Linked DNA regions of Homo sapiens: region 1 is linked to region 2. The links are chromatin contacts, found by POLR2A ChIA-PET in ENCODE. All regions are on one chromosome and are shown on one strand. The core of a region is the stretch at or near the end of the contact, and the rest is flanking DNA. Distances in the headings are between cores, read along the strand shown. Region 1 has its middle 19 kb from the start of ARRB1. Region 2 overlaps SLCO2B1 (solute carrier organic anion transporter family member 2B1).

Region 1 (4,731 bases), core at 130-2,629, 160 kb after region 2:
ATCCCAGCACTTTGGGAGGCCGAGGCAGGTGGATCACGAGGTCAGGAATTCAAGACCAGCCTGACCAACGTGGTGAAACCCTGTCTCTACTAAAAATACAACAATTAGCTGGGCGTGGTGGCACATGCTTGTAATCCCAGCTACTCGGGAGGCTGAGGCAGGAGAATCGCTTTAACCCAGGAGGCAGGGGTTGCAGTGAGCCGAGATCATGCCATTGCACTCCAGTGACAGAGCAAGACTCTGTTTCAAAAAAAAAAAAAAAGAAAGAAAGAAAAATAATCAGAGAAATACTAGAAGAAAATTTCCCAGAGCAGTAACAACAAAAAAACGAGTCTTTACATTAAAAGTGTCCGTTGAATGCTGAGCAGAATCCTAGGGATTCATGAGGTTTCAGAAAGTCCAAGACCTTCTGGAAATCAGAAACAAACAAACATTATCTGCAAGGGAATGAAGATCAAATGAGCACTGGGCTTCTCTGAAGCTAGAAGCTATAAAACAATGGTCTGTATAGTTCTAAGGGGAAATGGTTTTGAACAGTTAAGCCACAAAACAAGCTTAGGGGCAAAATTCTGAGAAGCAATAAAATTTACCTCCCACACATTCTTTTCTTTTCTTATCTTTTTTTTTTTTTTTTTTTTGAGACTTGCCCTGTCGCCCAGGCTAGAGTGCAGTGACACCATCACAGTTCGCTGCAGCCTTGACCTCCTGGGCTCAACTGATCCTCCCACCTCAGCCTCCCAAGTAGCTGGGACTACAGGTGTACACCACCACACTTGGCTAATATTTGTATTTTTTGTAGAGATGGGGTTTCTCCATGTTGCCCAGGCTGGTCTCGAACTCCTGAGGCTCAAGTGATCTTCCCATCCCAGCCTCCCAAAGTGTTGGGATTATAGGCGTGAGCCACCACACTTGGCCAGTCACGTGCTTTTGCTGAAAAAATTACTTGAGATTGTAATCCAGAAAAAACAAAAAATCAGATATAATGTAGTGCTGTCATTCTCAAGATATAGTTCCAGAAGCAGCATCTGGGAACATGTTAAAAATGCAAATGTAGGGCCCATCCCAACCTGTTGAGTCAGAAACTCTGGGGTTTGAGGGCAGCAGTCTGTGTCTTTACCACCCTTCCAAGTGATGTGGTGCATGCTTAAATTTGCAGACCCCAGAGTTGTGGATGATGCCATCAGTCCACTCAAATCCCCTTCACCAGGCTGCTGCACCCATTCCCAGCTGCTGTGAGTTGCTGTACAAAATGCCCCCTGTCTCAAGGTGGCACCAGGCTGAGACTGGTCTCCAGCCAAGAACACTTCGTAGCTTAGCTTTCTTCCCCCGCCCTACCCTGCTTCCCTCCTTCCTCTTCTCCTGAGATCACTTCCTCAGTTGGTCACTGTCACCAAAATCCCTGTCCCAGCCTCTGCTTCCTAGGAGGCCGGACCTAAGTCACATAGTAACCAAGAAACCACAGAACTAACTTACATGCACATTGAAAAAGAAGTCCCACAATGGTAACTGCCAGGAAGTATTTGATTTAAATTAGAACATGGAAACAGAAGACTGCGATAACAATGTCTTTTAAACGTTTTTGTTTTTTTTTTTTCAAGGCAGAGTTTCACTCTTGTTGCCCAGGCTGGAGTGCAATGGCACGATCTCAGCTCACAGCAACCTCCACCTCCCGGGTTCAAGCCATTCTCCTGCCTCAGCCTCCAGAGTAGACGGGATTACAGGCATGCACTACCACACCCAGCTAATTTTGTATTTTTAGTAGAGATGGGGTTTCTCCATGTTGGCCAGGCTGGTCTCAAACTCCGGACCTCAGGTGATCCGCCCGCCTCAGCCTCCCAAAGTGCTGGGATTACAGTCGTGAGCCACCGCGCCGGGCGGGTCTTTAAAATGTTTTTAAGAAAAAAGGGAATTTCAGTCCATAGACAGTACAATTAAGAAGCTAGAAGCTCTTAGTCATATGGTAAAGAAAGCACACAGTTCTTCTCTCAAAAAGGAATAGGAAAAGTGTCAAGAAACTCCAGAAAAAACACAAAACTATACCAGAAAATTGTGATTCAAATATGAAACTGTGGCATGATTTTAAGCAATTGATGATATGTAAGGAAAGAGAAGAACTTGATCTGAACATTTGGAATATTTCTTTTTTTATTGACCTTATTTTATTTTACTTTGAGAAAAATTTCAACATATGCCGAAGTAGAAAAAAATTGCAAAATGAACTTCATGTACCCATCATCACTCAACTTCAATGGTTATCAAGATCAGGTCAATCTCAAATATCTAGTCAATTTTCAAATTTCTCTAAATATCTCATTTTTTTTCTTTTTACAGTTGGTATGTTTAAATCTGGACCCAAAGTATATTTATTGCATTTAGTTTATATGTCTCTCTTAAATCTCTCCCAGGCTACAGTGGAACGCTCCCATTTGGACAGCCTCAGTTTAGGGACCTGGAATTACATTTCCTTCTTTACTGATCCAAACAGTATCCAAAATCTACAGTGACTGTTCTGTTCCTGCTTGAAGGTCAAATCCCTTGTCTTTTTTTTTTTTTTTTTTTTTTTGAGACGGAGTCTCGCTCTGTCGCCCAGGCCGGAGTGCAGTGGCACAATCTCAGCACACTCCAAGTTCTGCCTCCCAGGTTCACGCCATTCTTCTGCCTCAGCCTCCCGAGTAGCTGGGACTACAGGCACCCGCCACCACGCCCGGCTAATTTTTTGTATTTTTAGTAGAGACGGGGTTTCACCATGTTAGCCAGGATGGTCTCGATCTCCTGCCCTCGTGATCCGCCCGCCTCGGCCTCCCAAAGTGCTGGGATTACAGGCATGAGCCACCATGCCTGGCCAAATCCCTTGTCTTAATCACTACTGCCTCTTGAAATAACCATTTGGATTGCCTTCAAGTTCAGCCTGCTTCAACCTCTCTCAAATCTTCAGGTTTTTTAGAATCAAAAGATTATCTACAGTTTCTTTAGGTCTTAAAGGACTTTTTCTTGGGGGTCCAGTCAATATAGAAATTTGGGATCCCCTGTTCCTGCATAAATACTGAAGCAGGTGTCCGGGGTCTAGAAATCTTCTGTATTTTTCTGTTTACCAAACTTCGTTAAGAGCTCCCCTGGTTACACAGGCTATGGATACTTGAGTGCCAGATGGGATTAAAGATAGCCAAACAATGCTCTAATTTATCTCTGAACCTCTCAGAAAGTTCAGGAAGTTTAGGTTAGGAGCCAAAAGGTGTTTAGAGCTGCAGCCACAAAAGATCCTCAGAAACAATCTTCAGCCGGGGAGCCCAGGTTTTGTTGTAAAGAGCCCTTGACCATGAACATAAATGAGGCGGCTGGCTTTGGGCATAGACTGCCTCATGGAAGCTCTGCCTCCTGCCCAGCCCTGAGTCCTGGGGTCTGGACTTTACCCCTTCCTTCTCTTTATTGGGGTGGTTGGTTATGAGGGGTGAGGAGCAGGAGGGGCAGATGGGGCTGGAAGCAACGTGAAGGGAGCTTTAGTCTCAGCTGCCCAAGACCTCCCAGCTAGTAAGTTGTCAGGCCAGGATTTGAACCCAGACTGGTCTGGTTTCAGATTTTAACCCCTTCTCCTGCCTCCTCACTCCCGTGGAAACTGGAAGACCAGGAGGGAAAAGCCCTAATGCTGACTTAGATATTCACTCACTCAAGGACTGAGAGGAACGCCTAGAATCAGAACGGCCAAGTTCCTTGCAGTTAAACAGTTGACTCAGACAAATATCAACAGACACACCCAGATAGATGAAAGCAAAAGTCAACAAACCAGCTAACAAAAACAGTCCTTTTGACAGATGAGGAAAAATCAAATAATTACTCAGGTCAACCTCTTCACTCTTGTTATAGATGCTTGGGGAACTTAAACCTTAACTAGCTAATTTTTTGTTGGGGGAGGAAAGGCGGGTAGACATTTGGAATGTTCCAGACACTGTGCTGAAAACTGGGACAGCAAGATGAGAAGATACAGTCCCTGCCCTCAAGAAAACTGTTCCTGGATGCTTTATTCCTGTGAGTGATGAGCTCCCTTGACAGCAGGGACAATTTTTCATCCTGTCTCCATCCTCATTGCCTGCATGGGGCCAGTCTGGCACAAAATTACCACTCACTCCGTGAATGAATTTCACTTTTGAAAATTATCCCATTTTCTCTGACACCTGATAATTCTTCAAGTGTTTGGTGATTTTGTAAATTGTTAGACAAGAGAAAACTGGGCCAGGCACAGTGGCACACACCTGTAATCCCAGCACATTGGAAGGCCAAGGCAGGTGGATTACCTGAGGTCAGGAGTTCGGGACCAGCCTGGCCAACATGGTGAAACCCCGTCTCTACTAAAAAATACAAAAATTAGCCGGGCATGCTGGCAGTCGCCTGTAATTCCAGCTACTCAGGAGGCTGAGGCAGGAGAATTGCTTGAACCCGGGAAGCAGATGTTGCAGTGAGCTGAGATCATGCCACTGCACTCCAATCTGGGTGATAAGAGCAAAACTCCACCAAAAAAAATAAATAAATAAAAAGAAGAAACTGTAGTCAAGGAAGGGAATTTAGAAGTGAAATGATGCATGCTGCTTGGTATACATACTTTTTCTTTCTTTCTTTTTTTTTAAGACAACGTCTTGCTATGTTGCCCAGGCTGGTCTCAAACTCCTGGGATCATGTGATCCTCCTGCCTCGGCCTTCCAAAGTCCTGAGATTACAGGTATCAGCCACCATGCCAGC
Region 2 (4,987 bases), core at 1,563-4,062:
CAGCCTCAGGGCTGCGTGGATACAGGCCCTGACCGCTGTCAGCCATGAGATCTTGGCCAAGTTATTGAATCTGTCTAAGTGTCAGTCTCCTTATCTGTAAAATGGGGCTAATGTACACCTCGCTCATAGGAGTGATGTGGGGTTGCAGGGCAGAGTTACTGAGCCCGTAGTAAGCGCTCCATAAATGCCAGCCACTGGTGTTGTCTGGCAGGAGCTGGCGTTACAGTGGTTGGGGATGCTGGGGAAGTGTCTGACTGTCCCAGCTCCAGGTCTTGCCAACTGTAGGAGTAAGGGGAGAATTTGATGGGACCAGTGGGTGGAGGAAGAGGAGTGATGTCTGTGACCAGAAACATACAGAGGTCAGCACAGGACCCTGATGGTCAGTGGGTGTGTTGTCTTGTATATGGGACCAGGCTCTGCAGGTTGAAAAAGGATGGGGTACGTCCCTGAGCCCCCAGCCTAGATCATCAGATGGGAGAGAGGCTGGCTCTGGGTGGTGGGAGAGAAGGGCATAATAAGAACCCTTCAACGTTGATGCATGGCCCTTGGGGGCTGGAACCCCTCCAACCTCATGTTGCCCATGTCTCTGCTTGTTAGAGGAGTGAAGAAAGAAGACAAGACTTTGGCTGTGGGCATCCAGTTCATGTTCCTGAGGATTTTGGGTAAAGATCTTGCTTGGGACCATTGGTGGTGGTGATGGGGTCCAGATGCCCACTGTGTGCCAGGCCTGGGGCACAGGCATGAGCGGAATTCAATCCCTGATCTTAGGGCTCACAAGCTCATGGGGTGACAGACCTGGCCCAGCTCTCCTAGAGCGGGGTATAGAGGCAGAGTCTAGACAGCCCGTCAGGAAGCCACCTCGGATGCAGGGGTGGGGCGGGCTTGAGGGCCAGACAGCCAAGAGGCCCCAGTAACCCAGAGCCCCTGAGGGGTTGTACATGCCAGGGAGGGGGCAGGGTAGGACGGTGGGCCTTCATTGTCCCCTGAGCACCACCTCCCTCAGCCTGGATGCCCAGCCCCGTGATCCACGGCAGCGCCATCGACACCACCTGTGTGCACTGGGCCCTGAGCTGTGGGCGTCGAGCTGTCTGTCGCTACTACAATAATGACCTGCTCCGAAACCGGTGAGACCTGGTTTGATGGCTTGTGGGAAGGGTGCTGGAAATACTCTCAGAGTCCCAGGCAGGATACCAGCAGGGAGGGGAGGTTTCATTTAAGTCTACCTGCTAGGTGACAGGTGTCATTATATATTCAGTGCTGAGCTCACCAGTCCTTCAAGCTAAACACTGCCCCCCTCCTTTTATAGATGAGGAAAGTGACAGTTAAAGCAAGTAGCCCAAGGTCACACAGCTAATAACTTGCAGAGCTGGGCCTTGACCACAGAGTCTATGCAGGAACTTGGGGAGAAACAGAGGAGCAGCCATGCTGCGAGAGGGACTTGGGGTGAAGGGCTGGGGAGAAAGCCCTGTCTAGGACACAGGAGGCCTGGGTTTCAGGCCCAGCTCTGTCTCCCTCATCATGGGACTTATCTTGTCTGGGGCTCAGTCTTCCCATCTGTACAAAGGGGAACTCAAAGGAACCTGAAGGCACAGAGGCGGCTGGCCTGGGATGGATGTGGAGAGGACTTGCTAGCAGGGCTGGGGACAGGGAGCTGGTCACTTTCAGCTCTGAGGAGGTGAGGAGGGCACAGTTTCTGTGGGCTGGGACTGTCCACAGGGGGCTTCCTAGAAAAGGAAAAGTCAAACAAGGGCTTTGATAGTTAAACAGGGGAGAGGGAATCCGTTTGTTCTTGTGGCAGGTGGCGCAATATAAAATTGCACTTGTCAGGCCCCCTGAGCCCTTGGGCTCGGAGAGAGGCAGGGCCAGGCCAGGCCACAGAGCAGAGTCCAGGACAGGGCGATGAAGATGGCCAGGCCTCTGCTCCCACCCAGGGCTCCTCTGCAGAGCCTCTCCCCCTCCTCCAGGGAAGAGCCACAGCAGAGGTCAATGTCTCCCTGAGGCCTCAGTATCTCTGATTTCACAATGAGTGATGACTGCTGACGTCCATGCCCTGGCCTGGCAGCTCTTGAGTTCAAGGGTCCCCATTCTTTCCCCAGGTTCATCGGCCTCCAGTTCTTCTTCAAAACAGGTTCTGTGATCTGCTTCGCCTTAGTTTTGGCTGTCCTGAGGCAGCAGGACAAAGAGGCAAGGACCAAAGAGAGCAGATCCAGCCCTGCCGTAGAGCAGCAATTGCTAGTGTCGGGGCCAGGGAAGAAGCCAGAGGATTCCCGAGTGTGAGCTGTCTTGGGGCCCCACCTGGCCAAGAGTAGCAGCCACAGCAGTACCTCCTCTGAGTCCTTTGCCCAAGATTGGGTGTCAAGAGCCCTGTGTTCCATTCTGGCTCCTCCACTAAATTGCTGTGTGACTTCAGGCAAGACATTGATCCTCTCTCAGCCTTTGCTTGCTAGTCTGAACCAAAGAGTTGTTTGGGCATTTGCTGTGTTGGCCATTTCTGGAGCAAGAGGGTCTTCTTCCTCCTTCCCCCAGCCAGCCAGCTGTCCTGGGGCCAGGCTTTCCTGGGTGGAAAGAAGTATACCTTTCCCTGGGGCCCTAGGATAGCAAAGTGAGCCATAGTGGGCCAGGCTGCCCTCCATGCTGGGCCCCAGCCCAGGTCTGCACTCGCCTGGATCACCTTCTTTGAGCCTTAGCCATCTCCTGTCAGGTAGGAATGAACTTGCCAGCCTTCAGGCTCGTTCAGCTATGACCATCTGTGCGGTCAGGGTACACTCAGCTCTCCTCCCCAACTCCAGCAGCCTTTAAGAAGTGTCCCTTTGGCGCCCCCTGGAGGCAGAGCACTGAGCTGGACCCTGGGTAGACTCCCACAGGGAGGACGGAGCTGGCCTCAGGAGTGGGACACCCAGACTTGGCAGGGCCTTCAAGAGGCCTGTGTGGGGGCCCCAGGAATCCTTAGCTGAAGCGGGGAGACTCACTCTCCATCTCAGGAAATTCTAGCCCTTGCCCTCAGGGAGCCACGGTTGAGGGTGAGGCCCAACACCTGCCTTAGGGCCCTGGGTGGGCAAGTCTGGGCCCTGGGGTAGGGAGGGAGACTCAGGCCCACACTTGGGTATTTTCTAATTTCAGACAAACACACACTCAGCGCGCACTCACTGATTCCTACACATTGCCAAGATTTCACACATGTGACCAGGGGCCACCAAAGTCCCTGTGACCTTTGTGACTAGGATCCTAATTTCTCTATTTTCTCCTGGGTGCCTGGGTCTGTGTCACCTGGGGCAGTGTGGATAATGTTTAGTTCTGTGACACTGTTTTTTGGGGGTGGCACCTGGTTCTCCGATGCCTGGGCTGGTGTCAGGCCCAGGACTGTAGTGCTGGGAGCAGTAAAGCTCAGCTCTGTGTAATGAGTGATGCTATGGCTTGCTCGTGTCTTATGATCCAATCCTTTTCTACATCAGCCCTTGTTTTGTTTTATGGCTAGTCTTATCTGGCCTGGTTATTTCCTTGCGGGGAGGAGAGGGTTTGCTAATCTGCTCCCAGCCCAACCTATTACCACCCCACCTCGCTGGGACCTACTGCTCGGGAGGCAGCAGACAGGGAGCCACCAGCAGTGGCTTCCTGGCCCTGTGCTGGGGGTGGGGGGAAGCTGGGGGCACATGTGGCCCTTGCCTTCTGAGCAGCTCCCAGTGCCAGGGCTTTGAGACTTTCCCACATGATAAAAGAAAAGGGAGGTACAGAAGTTCCAATTCCCTTTTTATTTTGCTGGTTGGTATCTGTAAATGTTTAATAAATATCTGAGCATGTATCTATCAACGCCAAGAATTTCAAAGTCTCCTTCAACAATATGAGGCTTTTAGGATGTTTATATTCCTTCATCCCTCTTGTTTCCCAGGTTTTGCAGGGAAAAAAAGTCTGGAATTATAGATACAGCTTATTATTAAATTTGTTCTTGCATAATGTCTCTTCTATTACAAAAATTCTTTCTTCATAAACTGCATTAGAGGTTTGCAACAACCACATCATTTCCATTAACTTAGATTTAGGTTTTACTGGATTCATTGCTCACCATTATTGCTTGTATATTACATCTTTTCCAATCTTTATATTCTGGTCTAATTTTTGTTTGAGTGTCTTCGTCTACTAATGGTTTCAAAAATGGAATAAGGTCATGAGGATTTCTGAATCCTCACCTGTCCAAATTGTCATTCACATTTTATAGAAGAGGAAACTGGCTCAGAAAGCACAAGTGACTTCCCCAAGATCACACAGAAAATAAATGATGGAGCCAAGGTTGGATGTGTAGACCTTGTGGGAACTGAAGGTTTTATAATTTGAGGAGCCCTCTTTAAGAAAAATATACAAAATTATGAATATAAAATTAGGTACAAGGTACCTATATTTACCTATAATGAGAAAAGAAATCAAAACAGATACATCACACAATCCCCCCAAAATGCGTAATACTTTTATTAACTGCCCTGCTTAACCTCTGAGACACATTTTCTCCCCCTGATGATTAGAAGAATTTTCCACAGACTAGCTTCTGGCTCTGTACATTTCAAACCTGGTTTCTCCTGTTTCTTGTCTACTGCCCATATACTTCCTGGGCTGGGTGCCATGACACACATTCATATCACGATATGACCTCTGCATATGGCAACTTAATATCACCATGCCAAGTGAGCTGGGCAGTGGGTAGAATTCCTAGAAGCTATTCTCTACACAGAGATTACTAGCAATGATTTATCTATACACAGAGAACCACATAAATATTAATATATCCTCTGTTTCAGAAAACCACATAAACATATCCCAGTGAACCCAACTCAAATCAGTCCCCCACTCAGCTTCCCCTTGGTCAGATCCCAGAAGTGCCCATGGCCACTCCAATTATCCCACATAAAGGAAAATTGAAACACAAGGGAAGTTGGAGTGGGAAGAAAATAGTAATTTTGATTGTGGTTAAAGTATCTTACCTTTGCAAATTTTATAA

What was found. ChIA-PET counts read pairs that join two places held with the same protein, here RNA polymerase II (POLR2A).
Region 1: POLR2A ChIA-PET joins it to region 2 with 14 read pairs in activated naive CD4-positive, alpha-beta T cell. The contact joins two enhancer-like sites. POLR2A ChIA-PET finds 5 or more read pairs at or near these places in 2 of 52 experiments (AG04450 and activated naive CD4-positive, alpha-beta T cell).

Annotation. Positions count from the first base shown.
Region 1 is chr11:75,368,697-75,373,427 of GRCh38, forward strand. No RefSeq gene overlaps it. Among named protein-coding and RNA genes, the nearest start is that of ARRB1, 19 kb to the left of the region's middle. Within about 2 kb of position 1,380, at least 4 of the 41 ENCODE cell types and tissues checked have a DNase peak (open chromatin) inside an H3K27ac peak, as active enhancers do.
Region 2 is chr11:75,202,304-75,207,290 of GRCh38, forward strand. It overlaps SLCO2B1 (solute carrier organic anion transporter family member 2B1), which reads left to right. Exons shown (of 14, transcript NM_007256.5): 12 at 598-662; 13 at 1,004-1,124; 14 at 2,097-4,246. The coding sequence ends at 2,277. It overlaps TPBGL-AS1 (TPBGL antisense RNA 1), which reads right to left. Exons shown (of 6, transcript XR_950308.4): 6 at 3,735-4,987. Among named protein-coding and RNA genes, the nearest start is that of TPBGL-AS1, 21 kb to the right of the region's middle. RefSeq lists an enhancer at 657-1,523. Within about 2 kb of position 2,813, at least 3 of the 41 ENCODE cell types and tissues checked have a DNase peak (open chromatin) inside an H3K27ac peak, as active enhancers do.